Regions from separate parts of the Homo sapiens genome. Here region 1 is linked to region 2. The links are chromatin loops, found by intact Hi-C in ENCODE. Cell type or tissue: mammary epithelial cell. All regions are shown on one strand.

Evidence for each region. A loop is a pair of places that touch in the nucleus more often than their neighbours do. Peaks named below come from ENCODE experiments on the same cell type or tissue, not always from the same donor. Only the 100,000 strongest peaks of a DNase experiment are listed, where the experiment ranks them.
Region 1: a loop joins it to region 2, with 16 times the contacts of the local background. A loop is called at or near these places in 1 of 110 quality-filtered maps.

Annotation. Positions count from the first base shown.
Region 1 is chr5:59,295,623-59,300,622 of GRCh38, forward strand. The region is part of intron 1 of PDE4D (phosphodiesterase 4D); the gene reads right to left. Among named protein-coding and RNA genes, the nearest start is that of PDE4D-AS1, 260 kb to the left of the region's middle. In mammary epithelial cell, no CTCF peak of the experiment used is centred here; DNase peaks (open chromatin) are centred at 1,399, 2,569 and 3,499; H3K4me3 peaks cover 436 bases; H3K27ac peaks cover 2,749 bases.
Region 2 is chr5:59,191,174-59,196,173 of GRCh38, forward strand. PDE4D (phosphodiesterase 4D) reads right to left here. Exons shown (of 15, transcript NM_001104631.2): 3 at 2,327-2,363. Among named protein-coding and RNA genes, the nearest start is that of PDE4D-AS1, 150 kb to the left of the region's middle. In mammary epithelial cell, no CTCF peak of the experiment used is centred here; a DNase peak (open chromatin) is centred at 2,958; H3K27ac peaks cover 2,308 bases.

The DNA of each region.
Region 1 (5,000 bases), 100 kb after region 2:
AGGAAAAAGGTATCACCTTCAGATTACCTTCCCTGTGTATTCTGTTTTTGTAGTTTTCATCAGAGAGTAAGCAACCGTCATGTGAATATCGTGTCTTTAATGATCTGTTAAAATGGCGGCTCTCAGAGAAAGTGCTCTCCATTCTCCTCCTCCTACCTCAGGCCCCCTCAGAAATCAGGCTGGTGGTGTTAGGGAGTGAAGTAGGCTAAGTGTAAGAAAAAAAAAACAAAAAAAAAAACAGCTTTGGAATGCTGATGGACAGCAACTCATATTTGTCCTCAGTGTCAGGATAATAAGGACTCATGGGGGTGGGAAATATTGTAAATACAAACCTTGAAAGGAGGTAGCTGCTATTCAGAGAGCCAACATAGCCAACGTTTCTCAATTGTACAGAGAAATGTGAAGTTATATGTGAGATCTTTCCACTTTCAATCGTGATGCTAATTCAAAATGAAAAAAAAAAATCTGACTGGCCTAACAAAACAAGTTTGGGGTCGGGGTGGTTACTAGGTTTCCTTTTAGCCATTGTTTGGGACATACTGATGTACTGCTTTATTAATCTCCAAGAAACTCATTTATGTTGAGTGGCTAATGCATCAGTAGGGTAATATTTACTTTATATTTTAATATTTTATAAGTTAATAGATATAATAAATAATAGTAACCATACAGTGGGATTAGTTTCCAATGGTAAACATTTCAGGCCTTCAGGCCTTCAGGAGGAATTTTGAATTGTGATGAAATGGCAAGTGCCTATTCCATCCAGGCATAAAACCAATCCTAGCCAATTTATTAAAAAAAAAATCCTGCATTGTTACTCTTTAGCTAATGATTAACTAAAGTCTGAGTGACTAGTAGAATGAGTAATTTTGTTACATAAGCCAGAGAAGGTGGAAGGAAACTAACATTTATTCAATACCTACTGTCCACTGGGTACTTCATCTATATATTCTCTTCTAATCTTCAAAACAACACTGTAAGGTAGTTGTTACAAATAAGGAATAATTACAACTTATTCCTTATTTTGCAGCTGTAAGTTGATGTTTAGAGAGGTCACATCCAAGTCTCTTGGACCATGCTTCTTCATTATACAAGGAATATTGATGTTGCCAAATATTAATTCAGGAGCTGGTACAGTTAGAAATTAGTAACACACACACACACACACACACACACGCGTGCATGCACGTAAAAAGCAAGGTTAAACTCGCAAGGTTAGGCAAGGTTAGCTACCATATGATAGCTTAAAGGGAAGAATTCTGTGCTGATAAATGGAGTATTTTTCTCCTTAACTGAGTCATCCTGTGTCATTGTTAGGCACTGTAGACAGTACATAAGTTAACTGAGATCTGATACTTCCTTTTATCCCTTAAAAATCCAACACAGGGCTCACTGTAATTAGGTATAAATAGGTGACTTAACCCTTCAGATCTTTCTGGAGGAGAGATAAGTGTCTTATGAGATTGAAATAGGAGGGATCAACAAAGATTGCAGAAGAATTAAGGGCTAGCAAAATCTGTCATGATTCCAAAAGGATCAAGTTGAAAGTGAAACTAGTTCACACATTTTCACGACAGCTTCAGAGTTAACATCCTATAAAGGAATCTATCAACATTGTGACATTTGTTTAGGCTTCTATAAGTGAGAAAATGTGTCCTTCCATGCAATACTAAATGTAATTATCATGTTATCTATTTAATCCAACTTCACATAAATCCCAATGATTAAATCTACTATCTATTTAGAATATTATCACATACTTAGGAAGATATATCAATAAATACTTATGGGTCCTTGTGGTAAATAAATACTAATGTATAGATGAGGTTATACTTGCCTTAGAGAGTTTACAACAAAAAGAGGGACGGGTAGTGAAAGACATAATGTCCATGAAAACCACCACATTATTGCTTTATTTGCTTCACAGGCCTCATATGTGAATTTTTTTTTAAACTATAGATTCTTACCTACTAAAGTAAAGTTTCAGTGAGTGCAAAATTTGACTGGCTTCTATCCTCCTATGTCCCCAGTACCTAGAACAGTGCCTGAACTTAGGAAGCACTCAAGAAATATTGGGCAAATGAATGAATGAATGAATGACACAGATCATGAATGTTATAATGAGAAAGCAGAGAAAAAAAATTATCTGGGCTGGATAGTCAGAGAATGTTTCCAGGAGAGGGGATCCCAAATATGGACTTTTAAAGCTGATAAAGGAAGGCAATTTCCTTGAGAAGAATGGCATAGACACAAAGGCTAGGTAAGGGCAAAGAGACACCTGGAGTAATGTGGATTTACTGTTATTCTATCAGTAAATCTTGATGAAAAGACTTGAGGCCATGTAAAGAAGAACTCTCTAATAAAAATGGAATGGGTTCCCTTGGGGTTGGTAGGAGAGGTGATTTCTGTGAGGGGAGGTACTGGAGCTTGGGGTAGAAGAACACAACAAAAATATGATAGCAGGCAGCCAACCCCAAGGCACAAGTGAAACTTTTTTTTTTTTTTTTTTTTTGAGACAGAGTGTCACTCTGTTGTCTAGGTTGGAGTGCAGTGGGATGATCTCACTCACTGCAGCCTCTGTCTCCTGGGTGCAAGTGATTCTCATGTCTCAGCCTGCCAAGTGGCTGGGATTACAGGTATGCACCACCACACCAGGCTAATTTTTGTATTTTTAGTAGAGATGGGGTTTCACCATGTTGACCAGGCTGGTCCTGAACTCCTGGCCTCAAGTGATCCACCCATTTCAGTCTCCCAAAGTGCTGGAATTACGGTGTGAGCCACCGTGCCTGGCCATAAGTGTAACTTTTAAAGTTTCCTCTCACCTTGGGATTCCAGGCCTCTCTTTTGGCCTGGTTGCTGAAACAATTTAGGAGAATTTCTGAAAATTTTCAAAGTATTCATAAATGGAACTTTGCTTTCCTCCTCCTAAATCAAGACAAAGCTCACACTGACCACAGATTATCTTAAATTTGGTGAAAACATATTTCAGTTGGTGGAAACACAATTGTTTTGCAAGTTAGCTCCAGAAGTGGTAATTGAAAGTGACATTTAAGAAACATTTTCTATGGATCTCAGAAGATGATTACTCATTTTGTTTTGAAGGTTTATGATATGCTAAAGTGTTTTTAAAGCACATTATAATTAAACAACTTGTAAAAAAAATTTAAATTTCCCCCTATGGAAGCTCCTATTTCAAATGTAGTCTAGAGAGAATTTCAAGTAAACATGTAACTGCACATCTGATTTTGTGATAATTTGCTTTATACTTTTTAATATCATCTTTGATGTTACATATTCAGATGTTTAAATACCAATACAAAAACAATAATAATTTTGTTTAAATTTTCCAAACACACAAAACAAAGAGAAGCATTCATTCAAAATACTTGTATACACATGCAAACAAAATTAACTTTGTGTTTATGACTCACATAAGGGAAGTTATTGGTGCCCATAGCCTCTGAATACCCGCCTCTCAAAGCTTATTATTACAAAGACCAGTAGCTCCTTGCCTGAAGGTTTTTAATTCCTGTGAGTCTTGGCAAGGGCTATTTTCTGGCTGCAGTTACATGCCTGGCCTGAGCATAAATAACCTGGGAGTGGTGGATTGTTAATGACCCCCGGAAGCAGGTGATGGATGAAGAGTTGGTGAAAAGCACCCCAGCTTCCTCATCTCACAGTTGGGATAACTCTGGGGTCTGTTCCACACTGTCTTCCAGAACCCAACAATGGGGACTGAGCTCCTGTTTCCCTCTGTGGGAACGGACTTGATGATGTGTATTTTTTCAGAGATCCTTCCATTTCCTGTCTCACTTCCCTACTCCTTTACTTATGTTTCTTGAATTTCCTAAATAAACAACTAATATTCCTTATATTGGGGTCTACTGCTGCAGGAGCCTAAACCAATACATGTCTCTTCCATTATTTTGTGACACCAAAGAAGATTTTGATTAGGCCTAGAAAATATACATGAAAGCTGATCAAAATGAGAGGAATGATTAGGTTTGTTTGTCTGTTTTTGGTAAATATGGAAACAATGCCATTTCATTTTAGTAAATTGCCAAGTTTTCTCAAGTCCCTCCTATCTTTCTCCATATACTTGCTCTTCTGTCATTTGCCTTTTTTCATCTCTGGCATACATACAACCTGAAATAAAACGCCATGGGGTAGATTAACGAGAAACACTGGAATAAAAAAAAATGCTCGCCCAGGCGCAGTGGCTCACGCCTTTAATCCCAGCACTTTGGGAGGCCGAGGTGGGCAGATCACCTGAGGTCAGGAGTTTCAGACCAGTCTGGCCAACATGGCGAAACCCTGTCTCTACAAAAAATACAAAAAAATTAGCCAGGCGTGGTGTCCCGTGCCTGTAGTCCCGGCTACTTGGGAGGCTGAGGCAGGAGAATCGCTTGAACTCAGGAGGTGGAGGTTGCAGTGAGCAGAGATCACACCACTGCACTCCAGCCTGGGCGACAGAAAAAGGGTCTGTCTCAAAAAAAAAAAAAAAAAAAAAAAAAAGGCTTACAGTGTCACGTGAATCACATGCTTATTAAATGAATGAAAAATACACTTTATTATTTCATGTGTGTATTAAGAGGTCATATGGATAGATCAGATGTTGGCAAATGAATGTGTTATTTCTAGAAGAAATAGAAATGTTTCCTTATTTGCCAGGGCCTAAATCAGTGTTTCTTTGAAATGAGTATATTTTCTGACAGTATACTTCATGCAGACACTCCCACACACTCCCCATACATGTGTGTGTGTACCTGACTTATATCACTTAATAATATGAACAGACTGAAGATAATGTCAATTAATCAATAATAAATCCTAAATTCCGAGTTAATGTCTGTGCTGTTTTGAACAAGGTTTGACCGTCTTAAATAAAAAGATTTTTGTGTTTGTTTGTTTTTCACAAGGTTTGAATGTCTTAAATAAAAAGCATCTAGGAGCTATAGGGTGTAGAGAAAACTCTCCCTGATGGCATTTTTCCTCTACTC
Region 2 (5,000 bases):
TTGAAATTCCATTAGTTTTTTTTCCTTGGAGATTATAGGTACACTACAGAAAATATCTAATCAGGTAAAAGACTAGATTTCCTTGGAATTTAAGAGCACTGATGGCAGGGTTCAAGTCCAATTTACTAATCTATTTGTTGCAGCTTAATAAATATTACTTGATGTAAAAGACCATATATCATACACAGACCTTTTTTCATTTGTTATTAAATATTTATATATATTTTTTCTTATAATAATACCTAGATCATTTGGTTAGAAACAAGAATAGCTACTTGAATGAACTCAAATTGGAATGATTGGTTCTATGTTTGATGATGTTACTTACATTGTTATGCCATATTTTGTCTGTTCACCTCTCTCTGAGGTCTTAGATATAGAATTATAAGTTTTCTTTCTTTCCTTTTTTTTTCTTGACAGAGTCTTGCTCTGTCACCCAGGCTGGAGTGCAGTGGCATGATCTTGGCTCACTGCAACCTCCACCTCCCGGGTTCAAGCAATTATCCTGCCTCAGCCTCCCAAGTAGCTGGGATTACAGGCACCCGTCACCATGCCTGGCTAATTTTTTTGTATTTTTAGTAGAGACAGGGTTTCATCAAGTTGGCCAGGCTGGTCTCGAACTCCTGACCTCAGGTGATCCACCCACCTCAGCTTCCCAAAGTGCTGGGATTACAGGTACGAGCCACCGCACCCGGCCATAAGTTTTCAATAGTAATCAATTAAAAACCCTCAGCTTTATAAGATTTTGCTATCACATCATATTATTAAATCATACAAGTGTAAATTTTTTGGACACAGAAATACAGGTACTAGAAAGAATTCATAATCTCCAGCAAAACCTTCAGCAAACAAGATATTAACCATCTGAAAAGGATGGTGATTGTATTTTATTTTTAATTGCCTGCATTAATTTAAAAAGTTACTATTATACATTATGTTACTTATGAATTGATTATATTATAGGTCTAAGTTACAGTAATAAAAGTTTGGAAAGTTTTAAAAAGTAGAACTATACATAATCCTACTATCTAAACCCTATTATCCATTTAAAAAATAATACTTATGACATTTTAGAAATGAAAGAACATTTTCAGCTCTATACATTTAAACCAATCACAAAGTTTTTATAATATTATATTTTCAAGCAATTGTGCCTAGCATTTTATAAGCGTGGTATTATTTCAGTGTCTTAGCAATCTTATGAGGTGGGTACTCTTGGAACTGTTATTTAACAGAGGAAGAGACCAGGCTTGGAAAAGTTCAGTGACTCGCTCAAGTCCATTGAGTTGGCAAGAGGCGGTGAAAGGGTTTTAACTAGATCTGACTGTCTTTCATCCAGCTCAGTCCCCTAACTCTACCAGTTGAAAAAAAAGAGGACCCAGAAAATTTAAGTGAGTTGTCCAAGGTGCAAGAGCACCTTGATGTATGATATAGGCCTGATTATAATTTTTACAACCTCTCAGGATTACTTGCATTTTAATATTTAACATTTCTTACTCATCAGTGTTGGTTTTAAACCTGCTTCATGCCCCAGGTTAAATCAGTTTTATCTCATTCCGCCCTTAGTTGTCTATACCAGAGACTCTCAACTTCTCCTGCACACTAGAAAAATACTAAGGCCTTTAACAAATACAGATGCTTGTAACAGATCTCCAAATTTTTGGATTTAATTGACCAGGGCTGCAGCCTGGGCACTGGGATAAGAGGTCTCTAGGTTAATCTAACGTGCAGGTAGGGTTGAGAAGTATTGGTCTATACATAGAACATCTGGTCATCAACTCTTTCATATTTATATTCCCAAACATTTTAGATCATGTTATCACCTGCTTGCACATATGTCATGTGGTTAAAGTATTTTCATGATTTGTATGCCTAGAAGGAAGAAGTAAACATCAACACATCACTCAGCTAAATCTCTGCACAAATGGCATATGTAAAAAAGAGATAAATAAGGTATTGGGTTGAATTGGAATATTGAATTTCAAGCACTGATCATGTACCTAATTATACTAAACATAACTTAAGCCATGATATAGCCTTCTGCTTCTAGTGCTTATGTCAGTATGAGCCCAATTAAGTATATCCCTTAGCTAATTTATTATTTGAAGCAAAGACACTCTTTGGTACTATGGGTTTATAGGAAACAGATTAATATAGCCAAAGTCACTTTCTCTAGCATTGCTTTTGAATTGCTTGAATGAACCAAGAATTTGTATTTGTACTTGTGCTTGATTTAAAATTAAATTAAATTAATAACCCGAACTAATTCCCCAAATTAAATTTTTACATCTGTGAGAAACCTGCCCATTCACCAAGCTGTGCTTACCTGAGCAAATGGAGTCACAATCAAGTCATCTCCGTGTCTGAAAAATAAACCAAATCCCGCATTAGAAATCATCAATAACTCTGTGCTCAGTGTCGTTCAATATTAAACGGCAAGTTCCACTTTCATGAGTTCCCATAGAGAATTACAGTGATTCCATCCTTATACTTCAGCACATGTTCTTCCCAGCAACTGGGTTAAAAATATGTCTTCTGGGATGTTAACAATTGTCCAACTCCCTGGGTAAAAAGAGGGGCTTCTTGATCATCAGCCAGGGTCACTGTTGCTTTTTAGGCACACAGGATATGCAATAGTAGAAATGGTGTTCCAGCAGTGGGGCCTGAGTTTTACTTTTGGCCTCTTACTGTAGATATTAGTAAGGGGTGCTGTGGAAGGAACCAGCAATGCAGTGACTTCAGTGAGAGAACCCTTGACCATCTAATATTTGAAGGTGATTAGCATGGAGTGTTCCACATCATCCCGTGTAAGTCTTGGACAGGCTAGGAACTGTAGATGACATGGGACTGCATCATACACTAATAAAAACCCAGTGAAATGTTCAACTGACTCATCCCAGCCACTGTAGTCACTGGGAAATGTTACTCCTTGTGTGCTGTTGCTGCAGCAACCCCAGCTACACCGTGCCTGGGGTATGGGAGCAAGGTGTCAGCATGACGTGTCTTGGAGGGACAGGGAAGGGCAAGGAAAGTTGTGCAACATTCCAGTTAGAGGAAAGTGAGAAACTGGGGCCCAGGGTTCTTTTGTGGTATTTCTTAGCATGAATAATTTGAGACAAGGATTTCCAGAGTCACCATCAGCTATTTCTTGATCTAGCTAGATAAAATTCTTAAATCAAAAGTGAATGCTGTTATTCAACACAGACAGCTCCCTGGACATGGCCCTGAGAACAGTGCAAATAAACTTTTCGCTCACTCATGAACAATCTGAAAACAACCTGAGTGACCCAAAACAACACCCATGAAACATGCTGGGGCACAGGGAGCATATGGATGATGTTACTCAATAAATTGTTACCAATAGCTAGAATAGGTGCTGTGGTCGTCATCAAACCATGTGGAGATCTTGAAAATAAAAATGTGGGAAATAAAAGCAGAAGAAGGAAAAAACAATGTAAAGGAAGCATGTGTTATTTTACACCCCCTTAGTTCCAGAATCATGTTTTTCAAGGGGCACCTGCTCTTTGTAGAGATTATTCATAGAACTCTAGAACTCTAAGAAGGTAGGACATTGGGTTTTATGATCATTTTATAGAAGAGGCAACTGAGGTTCAGAGAGGGCATAAGGTCTAAAAACTAATAAGTGGTAGAGGCAGGATGTCAATTGAAAAAGGTATTTTCCCATGTTGATGTTTAATTGCCATTGCAACAGTATTAAGAGGTGGGGGCCTGTGAGAAGTAATTAGGTCAGGAGGGCTTCACACTCATGAATGAATTAATGCTGTTATGGTGGGAGGGGGTTAGTTATCATAAGAGTGGGTTGTTATAAAGTGAGCCCAGCCCCTCATGTTTTCTCTTTTGCATGTGCTCACTTGCCCTTCCATTTTTCCATTGTTTGGGATGATGCATCCCAAATATCCTAATCAGATGCTGATGCCATGTCCTTGAACTACCCAGCCTCTAGAACTGTAAGATATAAACTTCTTTTCTATATAAATTACCCTGTCTATGCTATTCTGTTATAGCAACAGAAACTGGACTAAGATAGTGTTCTTCTGTCATCAATAAATAATTTACATAATTTACCTTGACTCTCAAAAAAAAAAGGTCTTCTGAGGTCAAGCCCAGAAAGGCTCTTTCCTAGAACAATGGCCCAGGGTAGGAGCAGGCCTGGTGCACTGAAGTGGCAAGGAGGCCATTGAGCCCGTGGGAGCCAGCAGAGAGGGATGAAGCCAAGGAGGCAGAGCAGCTGCCTAGATGAGAAAGAAGCAGATACAGAGCTGCAACGAGAAGCTCGGTGATTCTAGAGAATGCCATGGAAGGCAGGAAATTCAGAATCATGGGTGGTAACGAGCCAGGCAGCAGATCACAGAGCCCTTGTATGAAATGTACAAGAACTTGGATTTTACTCTCTGATGGAAGTTTGGGTTGGAATTTCAGCTCTGCCACATACTAGGTGTGTGAAATTGTGCAAGTTATTAAACTTCACTTTCCCTTGGCCTCTTCATCTGTAAAATGGAGATAACAGCACATACATAGAGTGATGTTTTGGGATTCAATAAATTAATAATGTTAAGTGCTGAAAAATGTGCTTACCACACAGTAAATGTTCAATAAACATTTCTATAATAATAATTAGCAGCAGTAGTAAAACCTTTTAAATCATAATGATTTTTGCTTTCCTATGCAGTCAGGAAATTGCAAAGACTCAGAAAACTGATACTTCGCTAAGAAGGACTCTTGAGACCCTGTGACAGGTCTATAAAAGATTGAGGGCTTTAAAGGGGCAAAAATGGAAGCAGGGAGACCAGTGTAGAGAAAAGAAGAGATGAGGACCTAAACTAAATCAGTGGTAGTTGAGAGAGAGAGAGAGAGGGACGATGACAGCATTAAAAGCTCTGGGGGAAAGAAAAAGTTCTGGGGAAAAAAAGATATGAAAATTTCAAGCATTTACAAAAGTAAAAAGAATGTTATCACAGCAAGTGTATTTTATATACAAT